Linked DNA regions of Mus musculus: region 2 is linked to region 1. The links are chromatin loops, found by intact Hi-C in ENCODE. Cell type or tissue: gastrocnemius. All regions are shown on one strand. Links, peaks and the distances in the headings refer to the core of each region. The heading gives the core; the rest is flanking DNA.

What was found. Peaks named below come from ENCODE experiments on the same cell type or tissue, not always from the same donor. Only the 100,000 strongest peaks of a DNase experiment are listed, where the experiment ranks them.
Region 2: it touches region 1 in a loop (7-fold over the local background); 28 of 42 quality-filtered maps call a loop at or near these places.

Annotation. Positions count from the first base shown.
Region 1 is chr11:71,332,570-71,341,580 of GRCm38, forward strand. It overlaps the pseudogene Gm17874. Among named protein-coding and RNA genes, the nearest start is that of Gm33249, 48 kb to the right of the region's middle. In gastrocnemius, for the core only: a CTCF peak has its summit at 5,047 (motif pointing right); no DNase peak of the experiment used is centred there.
Region 2 is chr11:72,033,906-72,042,886 of GRCm38, forward strand. It overlaps Aipl1 (aryl hydrocarbon receptor-interacting protein-like 1), which reads right to left and starts at 3,604. Exons shown (of 6, transcript NM_053245.2): 1 at 3,458-3,604; 2 at 2,707-2,886. The coding sequence starts at 3,553. Pimreg (PICALM interacting mitotic regulator) reads left to right here and starts at 8,597. Exons shown (of 6, transcript NM_144526.3): 1 at 8,597-8,629. In gastrocnemius, for the core only: a CTCF peak has its summit at 4,305 (motif pointing left); DNase peaks (open chromatin) are centred at 4,301 and 7,688; H3K4me3 peaks cover 444 bases; H3K27ac peaks cover 584 bases.

The sequences.
Region 1 (9,011 bases), core at 278-8,277:
AATGGAATCTGATGTCTTTTTCTGGAACGTAGGTCTACTTTGATAGTACACCATATTTTTTTAAAAAGAAAATATTTAGTGATATTCCACAATTTCATACTAGTGACTTAACAGCACAACTGAAATCTCTAGAACAAAAATAATCAAACACACCCAAGAAGAGTATATGGCAGGAAAGAATAAAACTCAGGGCTAAAATCAATAAAATCATATAGAGAGTTTTTAGTCCATGAACATGACTACTGTCACAAGGGATCACATCCATAAACCTAGGTTTGTGTAATCCGGAATACAGACTCACCCTTAGTACACACCTTTAATCCCTCTGGCTGGAATAAGGTAAAATTGGTTTGTAAAAGGAAGTAGTCATGTTTGAAAGAGACATCTAACTGAGGAGAAGACAAAGTGATGAACTAGAGAAAGATTTGGCAGAATGAGTCAGAGATAAGATACACCTTACTGTTACAAGAACAGCACAGGAAAGAGAGACTACCTTAGGCACCGGGAGAGAAAGGTGGTATGTGTCACTTTTAGCAGAATAGTTTTACAAAGGCAGGTGATAGAACACAGGTGAAGATAGAAGGAGCCAGAAACTGAGGAGCCAGAGATTAAAACATATTATAAAAGTCAGAATTGCCAAGCAAAGCAATTCAGTAAGAAGTTGAGAGAAGCCTTGAATATGTCATCTTGGAGAGGAATGAGCCAGAACAGCTGAGATGAATGAGATAGCCAGAGTTCAGAAAGAACTGTAAGGGATGAGCTTATTCAGCAGTAAGCTGTGAAAAGACATATGTCTGGCAAATAAAAGTCACGTTTACAAATTAGAAACAGAGAACAATACAAAGAATCAATGAAACACGGAGATGGTTCTTTGAGAAAATCAATAAGATAGACAAACCTTTGGCGAAACTAACTAAAAGGCTAAGAAAAAATACCCAAATTAACAAAATCAGAAATGCAAAGGGGGCATAATAACAGACACAGAGGACATTCAAGGAATCATTAGATTTTACTTCAAGAACCTGTACTCCAAAAAATTGGAAAATCTAAACAAAGTGGATGTTTTCCATGATAGGCACCAATTACCGAAACTAAACCAAGATCATGTAAACAATCTAAATAGACCTATAAGTCCCGAGGAACAGAAGCAGACATTAAAAGACTCTCAACCAAAACCAAAACCAAAACAAGACAACTACAACAACAAAATCTAAAAACCAATCAATCAAAAAACAAACAAACAAAAACAAAAAACCCAAGACAGTTTTAGTGCAGAGTTCTATCAGACTTTCAAAGAAGCGCTAATACCAAAGACTCCTTTGAAGTGGAAGCTTCTGGTTTGTTTGGAAAGTCAGTTATGTCAAATGATGTTTTGGCTGGGGTACACAGGTGAAGGATGTCTTGCTAAAGCAGACACATGAAAGAATGTTTTTCTAAAGTAGACACAGGAAAAAGGATGTTTTGATAAAGCAAACATGTGATAGGACCCGTGATGAAAAAGTATAAGTATGACTCCACAGTCAATGGGAGACAAGCATTGGTTTGGTTTGCTTGCCTCGCTATTCTTAGCTAACAACACACGTGTATTGGTTTGCCTTACATAGCATTGTTGAACTCAACTTGTGGCAATGTTGCCATTGAGAGAAACCCAAGAACTTCTCATGAGGTTCCTGCAGCAGCTTGCTACTTCTTCAGCCTTGCCTCAGCCAGTTGGTTGGCAAGCCTGGCAGTTTCTTCGGCATTGAACTACAGTTCTGGGTTGTGCCTGGTGTCTGCCTGCCTAGAGGACTGGTCTGCAGCTGCTAAGTCATATTTGGTGTTTGCTATAGGTCTGAACTGCTATAAGAAGATCAAGCTACCCCAAAAGAACTATTGCTGAACAGGTTCACTTCCCCTGTTTCCTAATAATTTTTCTCTTCCACTACCTCTGGTGGGCAAGAGGAGAGGTTGAACATTTATTAAAAGTAGGTTGCCAAAAAATTTATGCCTACACTCCTAAAATTATGCCACAAAATAGAAACACAAGGAATACTGCCAAATTCATTTTATGAGGCAACAGTCATCCTGATTTTATAGAAGAGAAAGTGTGGAATATTCTTGAATGCATTGGCATAGGAGACAACTTCCTGAATAGAAGAACACTAATAACTCAGGCACTAAGATCAACAACTAACAAATGTTACCTCATAAAGTTGAAAAGCTTTTGCAAGACACAGGACATATCAAAAGGACAAAATGGGAAAATATTTTCACCAACTCTTTATCTGAAAGAGGGCTAATATCGAGATATATAAAGAACTAAAAAAAAAAAAAATCACACCTCAACAAACCAAAATAACCCAATTAAAAGTATGGCAAAGATTTGAATTCTCAACAGAGGAGTTTCTAATGGCTGAGAAGCACTTAAGGAAAATTTCAACATCCTTAATCATCAGGAAAATACAAATCAAAATGACTCTGCGACTCATCTTACACCCATCAGAATTGGTAAGATAAAAACTCAAGAGGTAACAAGGGGGTGCTGCTTTATTGCTGGTGGGAATACAAATGTGTACCATCACTTTGGAAATAAATTTAACTTTTTTTTTTCAGAAAATTGGAAGTAGTTCTACCTCAAGACCCAGCTTTACCACTCCTGGGTATATAGTCCTAAAACTCTCTACCATACCTCAAGAACACTTGCTCAACTATGTTCACAGCAGCTTTCTTCATAATACCCAGAAACTGGAAACAGCCTTCATGTCCCTCAACCAATGAATGGATAAAGAAAATGTGGTACATTTACACAATGGACTACTACTCAGCTATTAAAACCAAGGACATCATGAAATAGGCAGGCAAATAGGTGGAACTAGAAAAAGATAGTCCTGAGTAAGGTAACCCAGACCTAGAAAAACAAACATGGTATGTATTCACTTATAAGTAGCTATTAGCTGTAAAGTAAAGGATAAGTTTTGTACAAACCACAGACCCAAGAAGCTGATTAACAAGAAAGGACCACCTGACTCACTTGAGTCTCATGGTGAAGGGGAAATAGATTAGACTAGACACTGGGGGTAGATGGAGGGAGGGAACTGGCTGCAGGAGGAGTTGGGGAGGGGAACAGGAGAGATGAGGTGAGAAGGAGGTGGAGAGAGAGGGTAGTGGGAGAGACAACTGGAATTGGGGGGGGGCTTGTTTAGGATGAGCTAGAAACCTCAGATAATGGAAACTCCCAGGAATCTATGAGGATGACCCTAGCTAAGACTCTTAACAATAAGGGTTTGAAGCCTGAACATGCCATCTCTTGTAACCAGGCAAGACTTTCAGTGGAGAGACTGGGACACCAAACCCAGCCACAAATCCTTAGATCCACAATTTGTCCTGCCTACAAATGTGCAGGTGTAAAAGATGAAGCAGAATTTGAGGGGTAGGCCAACAAATGACTGGCCCAACTTGAGACCTGTACCATGAAAGAGATACCACCCCTGACACTATTAATGATTTTAACTGTCATCTGAGAGATTTCACCCAGCAACTGATGGGAACAGATGCAGAGCCCTATAGCCAAACATTAAGCTTGGGTAATTCTGTGAAAAAGAGGGAGGAAAGATTGAGGGAGCTATAAGGGTCAAGGACAAACAAGAAAACTTATAAAATCAACTAATTTGAGCCCATAGTGGCTCATAGAAACCAAACCATCAACCAGAGATCATGCATGGGATAGAGCTAGGCCCTCTGCATATATGTAACAGTTGCATAGCTGGGTCTTCATGTGGGACTCCTTTAGTGGACTTAGTGATTAAGCTAAGTTGGCTGGCCAGTGAACTCAAAGGATCCTCCTGTCTCTAGATTCCTCGTGCTTTTTATTTGGGTGCTAGGAATGGAACTCAGGTCCTTGTGCTTGTCTGGGAAGCATTTATCACACAACCCCACTATACTTCTTAACTTTTAAATTCATTGGTTGGCTGGTTGGCTGGCTGGCTGGCTGGCTGGCTGGCTGGCTGGCTGGCTGGCTGGCTGGCTGGTTGGATGGTTGGCTGGATGGTTGGCTGGCTGGTCAGATGGTTGGTTGGCTGGTTGAATGGCTAGTTGGCTGGTTGGTTGGCTGGTTGAATGGCTAGTTGGCTGGTTGGTTGGGTGGTTGGACAGCTAGTTGGCTGATTGGTTGGTTGGTTGAGTCAGTGGATGTATGGATGCCACTGTGCCTGTGGAGGTTAGAGGACAACATTCAATAGCTATTTCTCACATTCTACCTTACTGGAGTCTCCACTTTCCGTCTCACCATAGGAGTACTGGGAGTATTAAAAATGCATGCTGCACTCCCCAGCTTTTAATGTGGGTTCTAGAGATTGAATTCAGGTCATTAGGCATGTGCTGCAAATGCTCTCACCTGCTGAGCCACTTCCCTGTTTGACCACACAGTCTTTTAAATAGACTTGGAACATGATCCTTCTCACTGTGCTCAAAGAAATCAGTGGTCTAGCTCTATAACTCTCCCTGCTGATGCACACAGTCTTCACTTAATCTTATAGTCAGTTCATCTCACCCTAGTCTAAACCATCTGTCTACAGATTATTGAAATCACCATAGAGGCTCACCAGCCATGGGACATGATCTACCCCCACCCCACCTCCACTAGCTCTTTGGCAATACACTCTACCTCACTTTCCTCCCTGTGCCTTGATCCTCTTGGTCACCTTAATCCTTGAACACACCAAGAGACCATGCTCAATTCAGAGACCATGCACTGGCTTTGACACTCTTTAGAAATAAAGAGTAGTCAAAGGCTTGCTTGGTACATCCCTCTTATGAAACAACACTTCTAGAACTTTACCTCATTTTATTTTTTTCTGCATGACTTCTACCTTAAAATATCATGGAAGCTCTTGGAATGTAAGACCTAGCCTGTTTGTTGGTCATGTCATGTGTTCCTCTGGCTCATCTCCATCTCTGTGCCTGAGACAGTGCACACAACATCAACACAGAGATGCTTTCAGATCTGGAGAGAGTTTTCTTTCTTTTACAATTTTTTTTATCCTTCTAAGCAGATATCAAATACGGCCACTAGATGACACTCAAGTACTTTCTGTTTATTGAATTCTTATACTCTAAAGCCCCTTTGGCTGTCTCTCTTCTGAGACCAGAAGTTTGAAAGTCACCCACTTCTGTTGCCTTGAATCTCTGCTTTCTCTCTCTCTCTCTCTCTCTCTCTCTCTCTCTCTCTCTCTCTCTCTCTCTCAGAAGAGCCTTTTAGAAGTACATTTTTAAAAATGATTTCTTGTTTCTTGCTTGTTTCAACCGGAAATTAATGGATAATCCACATATAAGAAAGGATGCTTGCTTTCTCTATTCAAATTATAATGACTTGAATCCCTACCCTGGCAACTTATAGCACCAGCCTTTTCATATGTCCCTTCCTCTCAGTTATTTCTAAGAATGTTCATAAATTGTCCAGTGGGGAGTCTGGAGTCAGTTCTAAGTCTTCCCACTGGCTACTTGGACAGCCTGTCTTGTTGGACACTATGCCCATCTTTATTTTCCCAAGATTCCTAGAGCTGTTGTCCATTTCTAAGCCACCAATTGTAACATTGCTGTTCTTCACCTGAGCACCCCTAAAATGTTGTTTCCAGGAGCATAGCTGAGACCAGAATATGAGATATGATGGAACAGGATTCTCTTGAAGGATTAGGCAGAAAGGACGGTAGATACAGGAGAAAGTCACTCATACTGGCTGCAGTTTCCTGTGTTCTCAGCTGCCCCTGCTCTTGGAGGCCATCTCTGAAGCTGGACTAATCCCTAGCTGTCACCAGTGGGATCATTCCTCAGGGCTAAGATTTTCCAGCCACCTCCACCTCTAGGAGACATGGTCTTTCTGGCCTCCACCCCTCAGAGAGTGAACAAGTTCTTCCCATGTCTGTATACTTCCTAACATAAAGCCCAAATCAACCTCCTTGCAGGATGGGTGATGTGGGAAACCATTTCCATGTGTGGTTAGCAACAGAAGTACAACAACACAATCCCAACAATTTGACACTTCATTTCCTGATACTGGTATATTTTCAGGCTTAGGCGAAACAGTGAACTCACTGAACTATGTAAATTGGAAGGGTTTTGTTTGTTTTTAACAAACCTCCCACCCACCTTCCCCATGCCTTCCTTTCTCTTTGTTCTAGGCTCCTCTTTAGTGTAAAGCGAAGGAAGATATTGGGACTCACGGTGTCTTATGGTTTTAATCTCTGTGAATTTAGGCAGTGCCAGTCTAAATTAAAAACCAGAAATATGTTCCAAACAGAATATTTATCTGGAAAGATCGGGGGACAGAAGGAAGGCATGTGCCATAGTAAACCATGGAGGAGTGAGGCAAGAAGAATTTTAGAGGAAGCTGGAGAAGGCTTATATCACATATTTAAAAACAGTAGTACTGGCCACCATAAGTAGTAACAGGGATTGTGTCTGTAAAGAGTTGACTGGATAGTTGCTGAGCAACTGTTTTTGCAGAACTGCTTTTAAAACAATGTGTCTGTGGCCTTTGTCAAAAGTTAGTGTTCTGGTTTCTCTTCTTTGTTTCTGGGCATGGCTCCTTAGGACTTGTGCATGCTATAAAAGTGGATCTGTGAGCCATTCCCAGGCTTTCACAGCTTAGATAGCTACCACTATGAAATCCTCCACAACCTCTGGTTTGCAAAATTTTGTTTGTTTTGTTTTCAGCTAGGGTTGACACAAATAATTGTGTTTCATTTCTGAAAATGTTGTGTTGTGGATGTTATCAGTTGGGACTGTGTTCCACAACTCTGTATTTTGATTTATTGTGGTTTTTCTATAATGGTCCTCATTTGCTGCAAAGAATTTTCTTGATGAGGAGTGGGGACTATACTTATAAGGACAAATATTTAAAATGTAGTTAGGGATTATGCTGGTTTTGTAAAGTGGCAGTTGGACATTCTCTTCCAAAATCCATGGTTTCCATTAGCTCTGGCTGTTGGCAGCATGGGCGTTTCCAGGACTAGGAATAAATCCTTTGTTGAGCCAGTCTTTGTTATTGAGCTCTTGGTTACCACTAAGGTGTTTGTGCCACTACTACATCCTTAGGGTTATCATGCCATTCTGGTCATTGCTAAGGTTCATAGGCATTATAGTTGGGTAGGATTCTTGGTTGCTTTCTTCCCTTAGAAGCTTGCATGGCATGGTATCTTCTGGTACCATAAAGGCTAGTTTTTAGAGAGGAGGTTGCCTTCCTGGCTGGTAACTTGTTGATGCCCATCTGGAGGCTGATGATGTAGTGTTATGTGAGTGGCAGGATGTGGTTCTTAGGGTCCCAGAAATGTTGCCTGATATCAAAGCTGTCATACCAGGCTTCCTGGCACATTTGTTGGTGCTCACTTGTAGTGTGATGACAGACTAGCAGACCTTCATAGTTGTGACATTGATATTTTGATATTGCTTATCTCTGCAGACGATCCAAATCTCCCTGCTATACTGAATTCCTTTGAATTGCTACCTGTATCATGTTCCTATTCTTGAATAAGTTACTAGCCTTGAACGGGTCCATGGGGACTATATCTTGGCCAGCCACATACTTGATGAAATTGGAGAGGTTTTTCTGTCCATATTTCTGTACCAAATTTAAGGAACTGAGCTGAGTTTGTGATTGTGTATAGGATACTCCCATTTTTTTAAATCATTCTGGAAGACAGGATCAATGGAGAGGGCCATGAATATCTCAATATAGCAGTGGAACTCAGTTTTTTTTTTTCTGGTTGCCTGTATTTGGAAAGGAGCCAGCTCTTGACCTTGGCTGAGAGCTGATAATGGTGTTTTTATCACTGCAACAGAAATTCTAAGATAGACATCTCTAAGCTGTTTCCATTTCTTAGCTATTATAAATAGAACAGCAATAAGCATAGATGAGTAGGTATTTCTGGAACCTCTAGAGTAGGATATAGTAGTCTTTGGAATGCCCAAGAGTGGTATAGCTGGATTATAGGGCAGATCTATCGTTAGCTTGAAACAAACAAACAAATAAGCAAACACTCAACATTGATTTCCAAAGTTGCTACACCAGTGTGCACTCACACCAGTGGTGAATGAGTTCCCCCCTTCCCCCACATTCACACCAGGATATGCTGTCATTTGGTCTTTTGATTTTGGCCATTCTATCTTGGGGAAGTAGTTTTAATTTCTCTGATAAAGTAGTTTGCATTTCTCTGATGGCTAAAGATGTTGAACATTTTAAAAAATGTTTCTCAGAAATTTATACTTCATCTTTTGGGAACTCTTTGTTTAGTTTTATTCTCTGTTTTAAAATTGGGTTATACTCTGGAAATCAGTCTGGCGGTTCCTCAGAAAATTGCACATAGTACTACCGGAGGATCCAGCAATACCTCTCCTGGGCATATATCCAGAAGATGTCCCAACCAGTAAGAAGGACACATGCTCCACTATGTTCATAGCAGCCTTATTTATAATAGCCAGAAGCTGGAAAGAACCCAGATGCCCCTCAACAGAGGAATGGATACAGAAAATGTGGTACATTTACACAATGGAGTACTACTCAGCTATTAAAAAGAATGAATTTATGAAATTCCTAGCCAAATGGATGGACCTGGAGGGCATCATCCTGAGTGAGGTAACACATTCACAAAGGAACTCACACAATATGTACTCACTGATAAGTGGATATTAGCCCAAAACCTAGGATACCCAAGATATAAGATACAATTTCCTAAACACATGAAACTCAAGAAGAATGAAGACTGAAGTGTGGACACTATGCCCCTCCTTAGAATTGGGAACAAAACACCCATGGAAGGAGTTACAGAGACAAAGTTTGGAGCTGAGATGAAAGGATGGACCATGTAGAGACTGCCATATCCAGGGATCCACCCCATAATCAGCATCCAAACGCTGACACCATTGCATACACTAGCAAGATTTTATCGAAAGGACCCAGATGTAGCTGTCTCTTGTGAGACTATGCCGGGGCCTAGCAAACACAGAAGTGGATGCTCACAGTCAGCTATTGGATGGAT
Region 2 (8,981 bases), core at 1-8,000, 700 kb after region 1:
GAGGGTGGGGTGGATGGATGTATAGATAAAGTATGGCTGTATATGTGGACAAGTGACTCAAGTGCACATTCGTGAAAGCCATGAGCATTGGGAAAACCAACAGTCACTATGTCTAAAGCTTGCCCACTATGAGAGGTACATCACGTAACTGCTGAAGAAGCCAAAAGACCACAGAGTCACAGGACAACTCCTGGAGGGAGCAGCAGCTCAGGACTTTGCAAACAGCAAGTCTGTCAACTAGTCAAGATCCTATTGACAGCATTCTGTTCTTGCAGCCTACCACATTATCAAATATGCACCCCGGGGAGCATAATTGGGGGTTGGCTATTCTTGCTGGTGACAAGGCCCTGTAGAACAGAAAGCCTGAAGTCGGTACACAGGGGTCTCACAAGGTCAGGTGCCTCTGAGAAACAATTCTAAACTAACCTATCACAGAATAAGCCAACTGGATGAAGTCCTGAACTGACAGACACACACTTTTTTTTTCAATTTAAAGGACATTGGGATAAAAATTATGACACAGATACTGTTGCAAAGAAAAGACGCTGGGCTCTGGTGTACTGAGGAACACCCAGGTGTAATGTGTTACACTGCACTCCTATTGGTTGGCACTGCAGTCTGGCCTTATTGAAAGATGCATGTATCCAACAGGAAGGCTAAGGACCCCATTTCGATCCTGCCCCTCAACTTGTTTGAACCACAGCAGGTTACTTCCTCTCTCAGAATCTTACCCACAGCAAGGCTCCTCAATAAAATGAAAGTGTGGCTCTTCAGCATTCTAGCTCAAAATAATAACTTCTACTATTTAATCACCTTATAAATACTGTGACCTCTGCTCATTTATATCATATTCTGTGGTTCCCAAAATAGCCCCGGGTATGTCTTCATTCACTTACAGATAAGGAGAGAGTGTGGCAAGAGGAGAAAGGACCTCCCAGGTCACTCCACACTAATAGAACACATCTCAAATGCAGTCTCTCTCTCTACACACTGCTCTTTCAAAAAGGTCATTAGCTCCCCATGAAATAAAGAGTATCTATCTACCATCCACTGTGAAAATCCAGGGGGAGCTTTGTGATAGACAGCTCAGCTTGTCAACACCTGAACTCACCCATCAATCTCAATCTTGAGATAGGCAGGCACAGTGGGGCCCTCTGTGAGAAGTTAACAGAGCTATCTGTGACTTTAAACAGAGGCTGGGGGTGGGACTCCATTGGTCGAGCACTGGCCCAGCATGCGCAGGTCCCTGGGTTTGCTCTCTAAATAAACCAAGGGTAGCGGTGCGTACCTGTAACCCTTGAAACTGGGCAGGAGGGTCAGAACTTCAAGGTCATCCTCAGCTACACCAGAAGTCTGAGGCCAGCCTGGGTTACATGAAACTTGGCCCAAAAATAACGGGGGGAGGGGGAAAAGACGGGGGCGGGGGGACAGTGAGAAGGAGAGAGGAAAGAAAGCTAGAATCTTTTCAAGCCCTTGAGGCTAAAAGCCCATTTTTCAAAAATAGAGGAAATAAAGGAATATGTCAGACAATTACATTCTGAAGCAACCAGCTGAATCCAAATGTGTGTGCATCTCTCCAGGACTGCTAACTCAGTGCCCAACATGACCCAGAAGAGGCAGGAGACCCCAGAGAGAAAGGAGACACAGGGCTACACTGCCAAAGCCTAACCCATTGACCCTATTTGGGTCCTGCCTGAACACAGAAATGTCACTTGTTTATAAAGAACAAATGAGAGAGCTGGAGGGATGGATCAGCCGTTAAGAGCATTTGTTGTTCTTTCAGAGCAGTAGAGTTCACTTCCGGGAACCTATGCCACGCTGCTCACGGCCGCCTGCAACTCCAGCTCCAGTGGACCCAACCCCCTCTTACCGCACTCTTTGGGTACCTGCACTCCTGTAAACGGATGCTCATAGATACACACATGTATACCCGTACTTAAAAATAAAAACTTTTAAAATGGAATAAATTATATGGTCAGAGAATCCTAACTGTGACAGGCAATTAGAGAACATGAAGGGATTGTTTGGGTCTTCTGAAGATGTAACAATGATGCTGTGGTGTGTGTGTGTGTGTGTGTGTGTGTGTGTGTGTGTGTATGTCTTGTATTTTTAGAGTTTCAAATTCTAGTGTGTCTACATGAGCTGGCACGATGTCTGAAATGTGCCCATACCACGTGGGATACTGAAGAAAGTTCCCTGGACAGAGGTGGATACAAGGGGGGGGGATTATGCATTGATAGGTGGCAGGAACTCACAACTTGTTTTTTTCCTTGACTTTTGCATATTTGACAGTTTCTCTAAGAAATACCTATCCCTCCCAAGCACAAAACAAGAAGTTGTAAAGATGTTTCATATGTGATATAAATATGAATTGAGTCATAGAGTTGGGAGGAATGGGGGAGGGGAAGGATGTGCTCGGTGGCTTGAGTCTCCAGGATCTACGATGCTGAGCAAAAAGGAAAGGGGGGCCCTCTCCTACCATGTGAGGCCACATGTTCCCACAGCCCCTGCGCCAACCACATACTCCACGTCACTTTAAGGCCTGCTTTATCTGAAGGGCTGGGTGCCATGTTTGTAATGGCAGAGAATAGGGATGGAGGTGTCTTCACCTGCAGTGTCTTGTTTTACCCTAACTTTCCTGAACCCTGACAGCTCTGGGAAGCGCGTGAGGGAACAGAGTGCAGAGGGAGCCACGAGACTACTTACAATGGTGTCGCACCAGAACTCAGCCACCTCGCCCAGCCGCATGGAGGTCAGCAGCGTCTCCCACACCTCCAGCTTGAACATGTTGCCGATGATGATGCTCATGGGCTGGCCCACCTGCTTGCTGTCATCGATCACCGTGCGCTCGTCATCACACTTCATTGTGCGGAAATGAAAGGTCACCTGGTCCCCAGAACAGAGGGCTTTGGTGTAGACATATCTCCCCCAGTTCCAGCAGCCGTGTCACCCAACCACTGCAGGCTACTGAGGCTGTTCTTGGGGGTCAGTTCACCCACATCTCACAAGATAAGATGCCTCAGCTCCCCTCAAGAAATACCTACAAGTCCCTACAAGAAACCCATTCCTTTCCAGCAAACCCTATGCCTATCTCTCACAGCCAAGCGCCAGGAATTCCTTCTCCAATAAGCTCCAATGTCCAGGAGTGTGTTCCTCCACCCCTGAGAGACCCATCAAACACAAGAGGACAAACGCCATATCTCCTGAGGTTCCTTCCTACTAACTTGACATTTGGAGCTCTGGAAATTTTCCTTAACCTCTCCTCTTAGCTAAAGCTACCCTGAAAACTACCAAAAAGACCTGTCTATAAACTCCAAAGCAAGGGAGCCTGGGTAATGGAAAGGCAAGTCCAGCAAGGTCCTGCCTGGCTGCAGTAGGAAGGGATACCTGCAATGCCCTGGGCCCAACTGAAACAGAGAAAAGAACCACGGGGTCCTATCTGGGCGTAGATACTCACTCGAGAGCCAGTGATGAAGCTGGGGAGCTCTCCCGTCCCCCCATGCAGAATGGTCTTCTTGACACCCTCCACATTGAGGAGTAGAGAGACGTCCATGCTGCAGGTAGGGGAGAGGTTTGTTCAGGCCTAGATAATCCTACCAAAGCAGGGAACAATCTGGCTGATACCTGGGAAGAGGCCTGTGCAAGCCTAGATAATCCCACCAGAGGGGAGGACAGCAGCTGACATCACCCAGGGGATTCCCCGACAGGGAGGGAAGAAGGAAGAAAGGCAGAAGGAAGGTAGTCTAGGCACTACAGACCCCACCGTCCACATTCCTCAGGATCTCTCAGCAGATGCAGATCCCCGGTCTGACACCCATAGTGACTACATCAAGGTTTTCCTTTGTGCCACCTCAAAAAAAAAGGTCCACAGATGTTTCTGTGGGGAAGGAGAGAAGAAAGCAGGCAGCAGTAGACAGCTGGGGCCATCCGAGGGGAAAAGGAGGGAGGCCCAAAGCCACCATTGCCTTCCTGTACCTGTAGTGCGGACATTGTCCCAGTCTCTGACCCTTAACATCTCCACTTTCCCCTGCTCCTCTCCTCCTGGGGTCTGGGAGAAGGTTTCTAACTTTGGGGTGACTAAGAGAGTTACCCCAGTTCTGGGGGAAATTGATAAATTCCTAGTGTCAAGCTTCTGTCTCCACTCTAAGATCTGGCTGAGGAGTCGGGCTCTCCCCAGTCCTTTAGAAGGCCTTTGTCCTGGGTTCAGAGAAACAAGCAGAGCTTATGTGGAGCCCACTGAACCCCCTTGGGGAACTAGAGGAGAAAACGTAATGTGTCGGCTTGGTGTTTGGCGCCACCTTGTGGCCAGCTTAAATTTTCATGCTTCTTTCCCAGAGCCTTAAGATAAATGAAGGATTCTGATCACACCACCACCACCACAGTCCCTTTTGGGCATTGACAGAGAGGTAACAGACCTTGCCATGAGGGGACATTATAGCTGGCTAATAGCCAACCAGAGCTTCCTACATTAATGGCTTCATGGCCTTGGGCGTTTCCCTTCTCCAGGAAGGCCAGAATCCTGGGGATATCCAGCACCCTCAAAAGTCTTGATTTCCATGAGAAGTCCTTGCCTTAAAGGGCCACAAACCTAGGCTAACCAGTCAGAAACAGGATGCAACCTGGCTTTGTAGAAAGCTCTCCCTGAGTGCCAGCAGCCCCACTCGGGTCTGTTTCCATCCCAGCCTTAGAGAGGTGTAGACACTTTTTTCCTCTTCCATCTCTCCCCAGCCACACAGTAGCTTAAAGGAGCATGTTACTGAGGAAGAATGGACCATCAGGGAAAACAGTGCCTGCCATGCCACATACACCAGGGTCAGGTACTGACTCTGAGATCCCTGCTGTATTCTCCCGACCTGATGCGTGCTCTGTGAGTTGCTGTATAATGACTCCTTATAATGCAGTTTCTCTTTGGAACATTTCTCTCTCCTGATTAGATGCACAATGGCAGAAAAGGACTTTCATGCCCCATCTGGATGCTTCACCCTTGGTTACTGTTTCCATATCTTACTTTGCAGGGAGTCATAGCACACAGCAAAGGGATTCCAGAGGTCAGGCTTCACTGCTAAGGGGGGTGGGGTGGGGGTGGGGGACACTGGTCCACTGTCTATTTAGACCATAGCTTCAAAGGTTTCCAAGGCCTCATTGGAAAACATTTCCAGTCACCTGTTCCTCTCTTCAAATCCAGATGACTTCCCACTCTCTTCAGATCTGTTCTAAGCTCCTGTCCTAACCTTCAAGTCTCTGGTCCTGGTCTCCACCCTACGTATGCTGTTTCTCTTAGCCTTACTCTAGTCAGTCCTGGAATGTGGCAATGTTCCTGACATCACCCCGCACCCAGTGCCTCAGGTAGAATGCCACATATTTGGGAAAACCAACCTCCAACCCAGCTAAAGTCCCAGTGCCCCGTGTACTTCCCATAGTCCCTGGCTCTTCGAACCCATGGCACTCTGCACATAGTAACTGCTGGGTGTGGATGAGGGGAACTAGTGAAAGCTTTGAGGCAGAAGCAGAAGCCAGGGGAGAGGGGGCTGCTGGGACACCCCTCTTCTATCCCTTCCTCCTCCGCAGAGGAAAAGGCAGAGCTGAGCCTCACTTGGGTTTCTTGCTTTATTGTCCTCCATCTGAGGAGACCCTGCACCTGGCCCCCATCAAAGAGCTACACCTGCGTGGAGCCCCCCTCCAGCCACTCTCTATGCATGGCTGAAGGGAGCAGCTTCCCATTCAGAAGAAAATACTTCTTCTGCCTTCTTTCGTTGCCATGGAGACTTCCCTTCATTAACCTGGTCCGCCAGTTACAGCTCCAAGTGGCAAAAGGGTAGAGGGCTGCAAGCATTCAGAAGTCTCTCTACAGACATGCCATGCATGCACACACGCTCTAGATGCTTAGCAAGGATGTGTGACCCAAAGAGAGGAACACGGGGCTCAGAGTCAGAGACCCAGGATCTCCGCCTGTCTGAATCTCCAGTGTCGTCATCAGTAATGAGGTTAAAAATAGATCCGACTCCCTAGACCTACAGTGAGAACGGAGGAGCAAGAATGTGGATGCTCTTAGCTGAGTGTCTGACGAGTGGTTAAGGGCTCAGAAATTATAAGCCCTTATTATGGATGCCTTGACACTCCAGGCGCTGTGGCAGGTGCTGGGGGAACTGAGTGCGGGAAAGCGCTGAAAAAACAAAGAGAGAGAGAGAGAGAGAGAGAGAGAGAGAGAGAGAGAGAGAGAGGGAGGGAGAGAATCATTTCCTAGTGTTTCGTCTTCATTGAGTCATACCCACACTTTGAATTCCGTCTTCATAGAAAGCACTCTCCTCCTCCCTCTGATTCACTGCAAGTATCTCCTGATTGTGATCACAAACACAAGTGGCCTAACACAAGCAGGTTGAGAAGCACGCATTTCTGATTCCTGGTAAACAATCCCATGGAGGAGAGAGGGGCTGGGGGACAAAATCATCAAGCAAAAGAGAGCTCATAGGCTCTCGAACCTCAGCCTATATCCACTGTCACCCAAGGTGACAGCAATAGAGTTTCTCTGAGCACATCAAACAGTCACAGTAGTTCAGGGAGATTTGTTTGGGGTTGTGTGTGTGTGTGAGAGAGAGACAGAGAGAGACAGAGAGACAGAGAGAGACAGACAGAGAGAGAAAGACAGAGACAGAGAGAGACAGACAGAGACAGAGAGAGACAGACAGAGAGAGAGACAGAGACAGAGAGAGAGAGACAGAGAGAGAGACAGAGAGAGAGAGAGGGGAGTGTTTGTGTGTGTGTGTGTGTGTGTGTGTGTGTGTGTGTGTGTGTGTGTGTATGTGTGTGTGGTTTCTTTCAAAGAGTGGTCTTAAACATGATATGTCCTGTGCAAAAAACAAAACACAAACACACAGTCACAAAGATAAATGCCTACAAACATATCCTCTGCCTAGCCAGCTCATTGTCAAGGTCTCACGTTTAGATAACGGTACAGTTCTCTGATTGATTATTGGAGATTTGGTCTGGAAATACTTGTCTCTCTACACATGCTGAACTTGAGACCCATGGGTGTAAGAAGGAAGAAAGCACAGAGTTTAATAAGTCACAAGTTCCCCTTGGTGAGATTAGAGAGACTTTGGGGGAGCAGGGAACCAGTGTCTTGGCTCTGTTGGCTTTATGCAGCCAGCAGGAGGTGACAGGACCCAGAAGAGTGCTGGCTTCAGGAGTCAAGGGAGAGACCCCAGCTGGAAAAGGGTGGGGTCTGAGGAGCAACAGTGAGGGGGTCAACCCTGGTCACACAGACAACGTCCCTGCATGCATGGCCTTTGGGTCCTTCACCCTGCTACAGTTAGTGAGTGAAGTGTACGGCCAGTCTCTCCACACCCCAGCTACCTCACAGAGCTGCAGAGCACTGGGGATAAACTGGGCTTGCTGATAGAAAGGGAGTGTTTGCAAGTGCTACACACAAATCAACCATTATTATTATAGGGGGTTGGGAGGTAAACACTGAGGTCAGGAGAGGGTCAGACAATCCTGACACCAGGAAGAGGCCTGAAGAGTCTCTAGGAGTCTCACTCCAGGCTGAGGAAAGGAGAGAGGAGGGAGAAGAGAAATTCTTTTTTGAGGACCGATAAGAAGGCCCCATTGTGGTGGCACGCCAGGCCCCTTGATTTCAATCTTGGGGAGGCTGAGTGTGGCCAGTTAGAACCAACCACCTCTAACTCCAGCTCCAGAGGGTCTGACTTCCTCTTCTGTGTCGCCACCACGCCACCCCACAGGCATTTACATGCACAGAGACATATAATTAAAAATAAAAATATTTTTTTTAAAAAAAGTCAAAACCATAAAAATGAAAGCATGGGAGAAAGTGACCCAGCCTGGGTTGCTGTTGTTTGTCGTCGTCGTCTTTGTTTCTTGTTTTGTTTTTTTAGCTTGCTGGCAGACTACAGGAAAGAAAGATTGAAAGATGCGTAGAGCAAGACCCGGCAGAGGAACTGACCTAACTGTGGAGAGGGTGATCTACAGTCTGTCCCCTCCTCTGAGATGTGCTTTCTTGGGCGCCGCCAGCAGGGTGTTTGTTTGAGGAACAGACAGGGGCAGGGCCATCTCGCAGGAAGGAAGAGAATTACGCGGGGAATTTGAAACAAAACTTCCCAGGGATCGCAAAGCTCGGCAGTCCCAGCCTATCGCTTTGACAAAACTACTTATCGTGGGAGAGAAGTTAGGCGGGGTGAAGGACTGAAAGGGGCGCGTGCCCTGGGTGGCGGTGACCTGAACCCCCGCAGCATCCTGCACCCTGACCTGCATGCTTGAAGAAGAGAGCTTGGGAGAACGATGGACTAGGCGCGGTCGCCTGGGACCAAGCAGCCGGGATGTAGGGAGGCGGGCTGGTCGGTAACAGTGATCCGGTGGCGACCTGGACCCCTCTGCGGCGAGCCAGGTGGGGGGTCTACGAACGATGTATGGGCGTGGCCAGGCCAATCCCAAAGCAGGATTTACAGTCACGAGAGAAAAAGACCAATCGAAATCCGGGGCGGCGGTGGTGGATGGCTGATAGGGCCAATGGGCTGCAAGCGCCGGGGCGGGGCGGGGCCGCGCGGAGTTTCAAATCGGCTGCGGTGGGCTAGGAGAGGGTGTTGATCTTCGGGTCCGGGTATCGAGCAGGGAGGTGAGCATGCGGGGTTACCGAGGGGCTTAAGGAGGGGGGTGGGGGACGGTCTCACGGGGAGCTCTGAATGGGGAACGGGTCAGGAGCTCTGGATAGGACCCACAAGACAAAGGGAATGTCTAGGAGTTGCAAACGCCCCATCGGATCCGAGGCCTTGGCTGGATTGCTAAATCTGCTCCGGAGAGGAAAATTTGTGAAAACAGCATACTGCTGGTGCCCTGCGTAAGCGCCGAGGCTCCGTGACCTGTGTGCCACTCCACTTAGCCTATGGGGAATAGGCTAGGATGGAAAGACGGACAAATTGCCGCCTTGCAACGGAGGCAGCTGCTGACCATGATGCCATTGGTCATCT